Linked DNA regions of Homo sapiens: region 1 is linked to region 2. Evidence: chromatin loops called from intact Hi-C (ENCODE). Cell type or tissue: K562. All regions are shown on one strand.

Region 1 (5,000 bases), 150 kb before region 2:
AGGATCTGCAGATAGATAGCTATCATTTGGGTGCCTTACAAAATTAATAAAAGAACAGCAAAAAAGAAGTCATATTTAGAAGATACCTTCAAATTTAAAGAAAAAATTCAATAACCTCCAGCAGATGATACAGATTGCTTTTAACAGACAAGAATGACTGATGTGTAACTTTTCTAGAATACTAAGTAACAAAAAACAATGGAATATGGGAAAAGTAGTTACCTAAGACTCCTGGCTGTCAGAGAAACAAAAAAAGAGACATTGTACTATGTGCAAGGACTTTGAAAGTAGTGCAATTAATGGAACCTTTCTTGGTAGGGGGGAACTGTTTAGAAACTAGAAACTTAATTTGTCCAATGATGAAATAAGTAAGGTTGTAGGAGCAGGGAGAAGAATGGGAACTCCTTTATTCATTCAATGACTATATTTCAGGAACTTACCTGATGCCAGACTCTAAGCTATATATAAAGATATGAATATATAGACTTTTTTTTCCCCTGATGGAATATGTAGTTAGGCAAGACAGACAAATACATAAATACAGAAATGCATTCATAATAAAAATCTATGAAAAACAGACCCATTAGCATCAAAATAAATACAGCATTAGAATTTTCAGGCACAAAATACCTTTTAAACTACGTAAAATATTTAAATAAATAAATATAAAATCAGGAAAATAAGAAAGCAAGACAAGTCTCTCTCAATGAGAGTCTTGAAACATAAAATAACAAACAGAAATGAGACCTGAAATACAAAAGACAGAATTTTTGTAAATGAAAAGCATTGTTGAACATAAAGAAAAAAGAATCTCAAAAGCAATAGATTAGATTCAGTTGCAGAGAGAATTACTGAAACTGGAGAAATAATTAAGGAAATTACTCAGAATATATATTAGACAATGAAATGGAAAACAGAGTAGGAAGTTAAAAGATTTGGTAGATACAATAAGAATGTCAAATATATATTTAATCAGAATCCCATAAAGGGAGAATAAAAACAACAGGCAAAAAAATAATAATTTATGGTTGTAAATTTTCCACCAACTACAGAACAAAAATTCATCAAGGAAACCTAACGAATTTCAAGGTGGATTAAAAAAATCACAAAAAGTAGATAAATTGTAAGGAAACTGAAATACTAAGTAGAGACAATCTTAAAGCAACTAGAAGGAATACATCAAAACAGACCAACAATTAGCCTGGCAGCGTCTCTCCCAAAAATAATGGTAGCAAGAACACAAGGACAGTATTTTTAAAGTGCTAAAATCAACAGCAAAAACTACACCCCCCTCAACAAAGCTATCAAACTAGAATGTTTACAACACTCCCCCCTCCACACACCAACATTATTTTTCAAGATTAGAAATAAAATACTGCCTCCTTCAAATAAAATATGAAAGTATATCCTTAAAATCCCTTCTTACACTAAAGTCTGTAACTCACATGGAAGGAAAATAATCTCTGAATCAAGGTCTAAAGAGCAGGAAGGCATGGAAAATTTAAAAATGATTTTAAAATAAGTACATAAATCTAAACACAGTAGTCTCTAGAAAATTATAAATAAGTAACATCTAAATATAAAGGATATTTAAAAGAACAAAATCAAAATACTGGGTAAGAACAGTAGCATAAAAGTTAGGAGGTAACTGATCAAACTTGAAATGCTCTAAGATTCATAAAAGTGTTGGGAAAGTAAAATACTGACTTCAGATTTTCAAATAAATGGGCAAAGAAAAATTTTAAGAGACTGCTTAATGTATAAAAATAGGATGTGAAACTTCTAACAAGCAGAGAGAAATTGGAGTAAAAACAAAGGGGATCTCAGGTGGCTAAAGCAAATGGAGACTCTGAATACTTTCTCCAAAAATAGTACTGAACGAGATCAAAGTAGACACGCACACATACACACACACACACACACACACCTTTGATACCATTTAAGACAAAAAAAAATCCCCAAACTTCAAAGTAACTGCAAGTTAAAGAAAATAAGAGAAAACCAGCAAATCTCAATAAGCAATTTCTCCTTCTCCTGTTCTGCCATAAATGTTTGTGTGGCAACTAAGGGCAAACTGAAAAAATATGAAAAGAAAGAAGGGAGCTACTGATGAGTATAAAGTTTATTTAAAATCACCACCAAAAACAGTAATTCTGACTTAAATGTGAAAATACTAAAACGTGTGAATAACCAGCAAGACTTCAAGGAAGGGACTTAAAATTATGCTTGATTTGGCAGACTTCTCCTGGGGAAAACACACACACACAACAAGGGAGAAGAAATATTTGGCAACAGAGTAATGAAGAGGAAAAGAAAAAAAATTAGGTTCCTGAAATATGAAAGACAACCAAACAACTGGAGGACACATAACTCCTTTCTCCACCATTAAATAAGATTAACTAAAGAAGCCAGATTCTGCTACAGTGACAGAAGAGAGCAGCATTGAATTAGGTATCGTGTAAACCCTAGTCAAATCCACAAGAAATTAATAAGAGAGAACTTAATAAATGTATAGTTATTACATAAAATAAAATTCAGTTACCTCAGTTAATGACTCCCCTGCTCTCCAAAAAATAATGAGGCAAAAGACTAAGGTAACACTCCAAACTGAATAGCCTTTGACTATCTGACTTTCAAAACTATGTTAATGTTTCACGCACTCCAAAAAAATAATTAGAATCAAGCAGGATGGGGTAGGGATACTCCAAAATCGATTAACAATATGAAATGAACCAAAATGTACTATAAATAAAGAACCAAACTGAAGAGGGTGGCCCTAACTAAATTTGGAAATTAGTATTTTGATTCAATATTCTAAGACAAAGAACTATATATAAAACTATCATACTCATTAGTACTATTGTTTTCTAAGAGATATGGGTTAGCAATTCTGAAAGTATACTATGTGTATGCTATGTTGAGTAAGATATATGTTAGAGAGATGGATTACATATAAGAAAAAGGAGAGCTAGAAAATTCTATGATGTTGGACTGAAAAATCGAGATATCAACAAATGGTTTCTTTTAGCTAGATTATAAATTACATACGAATACACTCAGTTACAAATGTAGAAATAGGTATAGAAGAGTGTTTCTGTGTCTAGAAATAGATATATTTCCTAGTCCTGTTCACTTTGAAAGGGCTTACAAATTGTGACATGCAAGGTGCAATGAGCACCCTTAGTGCTCAGGATCTTGGTTTCTAAATACCAATTTTTAAAAAAAGAAATTTAGGTTTCTTGGAGAAATTGCTCATTTCAAGCCTGAATGAAGAATAAGATGAGTCTGAAATATCCTTTGGTGCCAGAATGTAGGGACACCCTCAAAATCTGATGAGAACATTGTGAAGGACAACATAAGGCAACATGAAGGAGCTCCCATTCACCACATGTGGGAAAACTGGAGCAACAAAATCATGAGAGTATGGAACAGAATCCATAAAATAAGACTAATACTAATGAGTTCATTCAGATAGATTAGATAGATAGAAAGGGAAAAAGAGCAGAAAGACATAGATGGCACAAAAGGTAAAGATCTTTATTGGAAAATTCCAATTAATACATTTGGAAAGAATGATGGGAATAAAAAACCACTAAGTGACAAGCAACACTATATAAAGGTTTCCAACAAGAATCATTGATGCATGATAAAATTATCGTGTAATGGTATGATTAAAAATCGGGATATTTACATAGTTTCCAAATATTTTACCATAATTATTAATTATAAAGGTAGTAATATATTTTCAGTGGAGAAACCCAGCAGATGCCACTTTAACCAAGTGATCTAGGTTAATATCAGCAGTGAGACAGATATCATGTGATCCCTGATATGATGCACTGAGAAGGATATAACACTAATTCAGTGGTATTCTTGCCTAAATGCATTTATTCATGAGAAAACAGCAGAGAAATCTAAATGAGGGACATTATACAAAACAAATCAGTATTTGCCAAAAGTACAAAGTCATGAAAGACAAAGAAAGAATGAGTGGTCGGGCGCAGTGGCTCACATCTGTAATCCCAGCAATTTAGGAGGCCTAGGCAGGTGGATCACCTGAGGTCAGGCATTCAAGACCAGCCTGGCCAACATGGCGAAACCCCATCTCTACTAAAAATACAAACATTAGCCAGGCCTGGTGGCACTTGCCTGTAATCCCAGCTACTTGGGAAGCTGAGGCAGAATTGCTTGAACCCAGGAGATGGAGGTTGCAGTGAGCCAAGATTGCACCACTGCACCCAGCCTGGGCAATACAGCGAGACTCGGTCGAAAAAAAAAAAAAAAAGGAAAGGAAAGGGAAGGGAAAGGGAAGGGAGAGAGAGAGAGAAACAAACAAACAAACATTCCAGAATAAAGGAGACCAAGAAGACATGACAACAAAATGCAACATGTGTTCCCGGATTGAATCCTGGATCAGAAAAAGCGTATCAGAGGAACAAGAACAAAACATGAATAAGATTTGTAGCTTACATAACCGAGTTAATCAATGTTAACCACCTGACAGGGACTCCGCCCAGGTACCATACAAAGCAATCTGGCTGAAAGTCTTTATGTGTCACTCTAGAGACCATGTTTTCCTGTTTGTTGTAAAGAATCATCATCAGCACTGAAAACCAGGCCCTGCTGCTTTTTTAGCATCTAGAGCTCTCTCAGACCTGGGCTGCAGACTTCCACATGTATTTTTCTGATATAGACCTTATATACAGATTTTTCCCTTAAAAAGATGTCAACTTGGAAAATGATGGATTTTAAAATGGGTTAACCATTAAGAAACATGCTTTCAGTATTCCTTTTGTTGTATCTTCCATGTGAATCGGTTGTTTCTCTCTCTTTATTCCCACTGTGAGCTGGTTTTCATGTCTCAAGTGAAACCAGGTAGTGTGAATCTGTTCCAGGCCAAATCTGCAGCATCAGGGGTGAGTTCTCTTTGGAAGCGACTCTGAACTGAGCACGTAGTCATATCTACATGTGGAACTCTGGGTAGACGAGCCTTCCTTTTC
Region 2 (5,000 bases):
TTTGGCAGGCATGTTCTGTAACTATTAGTGGAAATCACTAATGATATGTGAAAAAGATATAAACAGTAATATGATCCCTTTATATTTATTAGTAATGCATAAAACATTTGCAAGCTGAGAACTGGCAAGTTAAAATGAACAAATCCTATCTGTCTTAATTAAAAATAAAACAAGGTCACAAAGAACAGAGTATCTTAGCCATTGATGGATTAATATAATTTCATTCATTTGACCAATATTTATTGATAGCTACAAGCCAGACACTAAATTGTATACTGAGACCATGTCAATGACTAGACAGGTTTCTGCCCTTAAGAAGTTTATAGCCTAATGGGAAAACAAAATAAATTTTAGATGTGTATTTCTCGAATTTCAATGTCTATGGGAATTTCTGAGAATCCTGTTATAAATGCAGATTTTAATTCTTTTAGATTTGGGGTAAAGCTAAGAATAAACATTTCTAAGAAGCTTACAGTTGATACTGATATAACTGATGCCTGGATCACACTTTGAGCCAGCAAAAGGTTCTATCATTTGAATCCACATTAATCTAAAAGTCATCTCTCATTTTGAGTAGATATTTACTGAGGAGTGTGTCCTCATCTAGCAAATGAAAGAAAACTGCAACCTTACTGAGCCAAAGCCATTGCCTTTATCTTTATTACATATATTGGTATGGCAAACATAAATGACTAAAATTAAACAATTCATTAATTCAACTTTTTTCCCTCAAATTCTTGCTAAGTTTACAACGTAATTTAATTTAAATGCATAAAGTTTTTATTTTTCCTAAGTAATAAAGATTCTGTCTAAATGTACAGTCTGCCTCCAGAATCTGTTGGTTCCACAGTTAAGGATTCGAGCGTGGGTCAAAAACATTTGAAAAACAAAACTAAACAATAAAAATACAAATTTATAAAAATACAGTGTAACTATATAGCATTTATATTGTATTAGGGACTGTATGTAATCTAAAGATGATTTAACATATACAGGAAGATGTATATAGGTTATATGTAAACGTTATTTCATTTTATGTAACGGATTAGAGCACCCATAAATTGTGGTATTTGTAGAGCAGAAAGGTAGGTCCTGGAACCCCCATATAAATTGAGGGACAACTGTATATAGAAGTATAATTGCAGCCTGTTTCCATATTAAAATCATGTGATGAGAAAATGACAATCACTTAAATGACATGATTGATATTGTACTGCAAATGTGACAATTGTCTAGATAAGAAATATTATCTAGACAAATGTCTAGATAAGAAATATTAAAAAGGTTCTCAACAACCTCCATTTTCCACCTAGTTTTTACAAAATGATAGAAAATAAAGAAAATTAAAATCAGCTATAATTTGTATGAATAGCTTACCGAAGAGTCCTTTCACATGTAATCCCAAGAAAATCATGCAATAGTCTTTTAAAGAATATTCAGACACCATCCCAATATTTGTTCAACCTGAAAACTGCCATCAAACCCTATGTAATAAGCAAACTATTTTTCATTAATGTATACTCCTCTTGTATGAGAAATATACTTGCAATATTTATACATAAAATTTCCCTCTCATACAACTTTCCCATTATGACTTATGAGGAGCCTGTTGAATATACATTGTTTAGCTTAGAGGTTCAAAATATTTTAAAAATACTAAGGATAAATTACATTTTGAACAAAAACTCGATCATGTGACTTGTTTCAGAACTAAGTATATACCATATAATATTTTTTAAACAGTACATTTCTAGACAATATAGAAAAATAGATTCAAATATGTAATATAGAATCTTACGGTAGAGTCTACAGAATACATTTTAAAAATATTGCTTATGGCTTATTTTCTTCACTCCACTAGAAGGTCCCCTCTGCAGTGCTCATTTCTGCAACACTGTCTTTCTTTCCTGACAGAAGGCTGCTCACCACCAATTTCATCACTGTTGCTAACTCCAGCTCATCTAATCTCTGCAACATCTGCTACCAGCACCTTCTCTTGCCTCCTTTTGTGAACATAGTTTTTTCTTCTGGTTAGAAAATCAGTTCGAACTTCTTGAGTTTTGTGTTTTAAACTCTTCTCAACTGTTCCGATGATTGATGGATGGCCCAGAGGCGACCTCTTTATCTCCAGCAACATATTTGGCTGTTGGCCCGGTAGAGAGGTACTCCAGAAGCTTGCTGGTTCATCATGCTCTCATCTTTAACCACAACTATTTATCTGACTCCTTCCATCTCCACAGCACTGTGTGAGGGATCAGTGATAAGAGACGGTGAAAGACATGCGCAAATGGATAAATAATAAGCAGGATATGTAGAATGACACAACAATTGATGAGTAATTTAGGAGATCCAATAACTAAAAAAAAAAAGACTGGGGACAAGTTCATGGAAAGAGTAATCAACTAAGCCTTATAACATAAAATTGACAAATAGAGAAGGCATGCAATCCAGTAGAATAGAGTGCAAAAGAGGTAGAAGACTAATCGTTTCAAGACATGTTGAGCCACAACAGCAATAACATTGTGACAAAAAACGTCGGTGTAGACTGCAGAAGATCTTCAATGACGGATCAAGCTGTATAGACTTTTTTTTACCCTCATATACTGAATAGTCATTTAAGGTATACAGTGCCAACGTAAGAGAGAAAGGTAAACTTTTTTTAACACAAGTTGTAGGCCTTGGAAAGAAGTTTTCCAGTAACAAGATAACACGATAATGTACTGTGGTTATAAGCTCAAAGTGGTATATTTGATTCAGTGTTCCCAGAACCACCAAAACCTTGGAACCATTGTTTAGCTAAAGCTACTAGAACAACAGAATAACCTACTCTGTGGCATTGTAAAGTAAAATTATACTACACACAAATACTTGACATAAAATACATTTCCAAACTCAATTATTAGGGATAACATAAGCACAAAATGATGCTTTGCAAACATCATGTATCCTATAACTGGAGAAAAAAAATTAATGACATGAAGTGAAATGACTGAGTTCTGAAGCTACATCTCAATTTAAATAGCATAAGCAATTTAGTATACAACATTCTTCAAAATCAATTGTTGAAGGTTAACTATAATCTACATACAAAAACAACTTTGTCAACTTTTTGTACGGATTTTCCTTCTAAACATATTTACTTTATGTGTAAAATCAAAAAATTTCCTGAGTTAAAGGCTAAGACTTGACTTTATGAATACATGCCCAAAAATTGGTGGTGGCTGGTTTCTGTTTTTATTTTGTAAGCTTAGTATAATGGTTGTCCAGAACTTGTAAGCAATGACCTCATTTCTAAGCGGACAAGATGCAAAAGACCATTTTTACAGATTAACCATCTGGTTCCTTTAGGAAGAGTAATATTTCAACAGGTTCCTGTATTTCAAGAATATAAATAATTAAAAAGATGAAGATATGTGAAATACACAAAGAAAAAAATAGAGAAAATAGCATTTAAAGCAAATTATCCTAGCTCCCTCAATTAATATTTTAAAACCATGACAATCAGTTATTAATATAAATTGTTAATTTTATTTAATACAACATCAATATAATTCATACCATCTTCTTCAACTAGGTGGTCTATCATTTTGGAGTTTCTTTCCACCTCTGGAGAATTGCTCAGGAAATCTGGCTAACATACCAAATAAATCAAATGGATTTAATGAGATGGTTTTTGGCTAGTTTCTATATTCTTGTATACACATGCATGTAACACATAAATGTGGTGCTGTTCACAGTTAGAGGCGCAAGAGAAAAAAGTAGCTTTCCAGTGTTATTTCATTGTTATTAACTATACAGTATTCAGGTGCAAACAAATGAAAATCCTGTATATTCACGCTAAAATATAATATGTATCAAAATAAGCATAAAATAACTGTTTTGGATAGGTCTTAGGATGCTGCTGTGGCTTAATTTGCTCTGTTTATGTTCTCTCCGCTTTTCTTTATTGCATGTGCTAGTTTTGATGTGTTGTTTGACTAATATGTCATACGGTGAATTTACTGAGGTCTATAACAAAAGGCATGGATCCATACACTGGACACAACCTTGAGGGCATAAGGGAAAAAAAAAAGAAACTAAGTACCATAGAACAGCCTCAACAAAATCAGAGCATGCTTTACACGTGATTTTCAGTTACACCCTGCTTGTCATTTGTGATTACTCAAAACAATAATTAAATTACGTCCTCCAGGAAACAGGAAGGAGTGGATAACCAAAATACATGAAAAGCCCCTACAGTCCCTGTTTGTTCAGAGTATAGATCAGCATTCTTTAGGAGTTCCATTCTTTTATTACAGGAATGAATATTGGGTTGAACACGCTTATATGCATTTAGAGGTAATGTGATGTATGAAAACAAGTACTGCAGAGGTTTCCTCTGTAGAACTGTACTTTTAAGAGGAGCAGCCACCATAATCTTCTTGTAAAGGTAAACTGGATCATGTCATTTTCAAATAAAGTCTTCTCTCACTTCATTTTCCCCTTAAAACAATATATAAATGATAATAGTAGCAACGGTAACAGTAGAAGTGGTAAACTCAACATAAAAAGCCTACAAGGCTCTTTCCTTGTCTCTTGCTACTCCCACTTCCACTCCATTTGCATCTCCAACCACAGATGCTTTCTTTCTGTGCCCCAATGAAGCTCTTTATGTGCCTTTCACATACTGTTACTTCTGGTTTGTTCTTTAAATAGATAATTATTTATTGCCCTTAAAGACTTAAGTTAAATACCACATCTGCCAAGAGATTTCACTTACTGCCTTCCACTCCCAATCTAAGTCACTTTCTCTGGCTCTCTTATATAAGCACAGTTATGTTTTCCTTAGAATATTCATCACAATTTGACATTTTAATTTGCATTCATTTACTTTTTATCCCCAACTGGACAATATGCTCCTTGGAAATAGGAAATCATACTTGCTCAGTTCAACTCCCTGTATCTAGTGACTATATCATGACAGGCATTTATTATTTGGTAAATAAACTAGAGAATTTAGG

The links. Peaks named below come from ENCODE experiments on the same cell type or tissue, not always from the same donor. Only the 100,000 strongest peaks of a DNase experiment are listed, where the experiment ranks them.
Region 1: a loop joins it to region 2, with 3.0 times the contacts of the local background. A loop is called at or near these places in 1 of 110 quality-filtered maps.

The regions. Positions count from the first base shown.
Region 1 is chr7:16,112,391-16,117,390 of GRCh38, forward strand. All of the region lies in intron 9 of CRPPA (CDP-L-ribitol pyrophosphorylase A), which reads right to left. Among named protein-coding and RNA genes, the nearest start is that of CRPPA-AS1, 96 kb to the right of the region's middle. In K562, a CTCF peak has its summit at 2,439; no DNase peak of the experiment used is centred here.
Region 2 is chr7:16,266,943-16,271,942 of GRCh38, forward strand. The region is part of intron 6 of CRPPA (CDP-L-ribitol pyrophosphorylase A); the gene reads right to left. It overlaps CRPPA-AS1 (CRPPA antisense RNA 1), which reads left to right. Exons shown (of 5, transcript NR_038947.1): 5 at 1,915-3,662. Among named protein-coding and RNA genes, the nearest start is that of CRPPA-AS1, 59 kb to the left of the region's middle. In K562, no CTCF peak of the experiment used is centred here; a DNase peak (open chromatin) is centred at 2,179; H3K4me3 peaks cover 1,655 bases.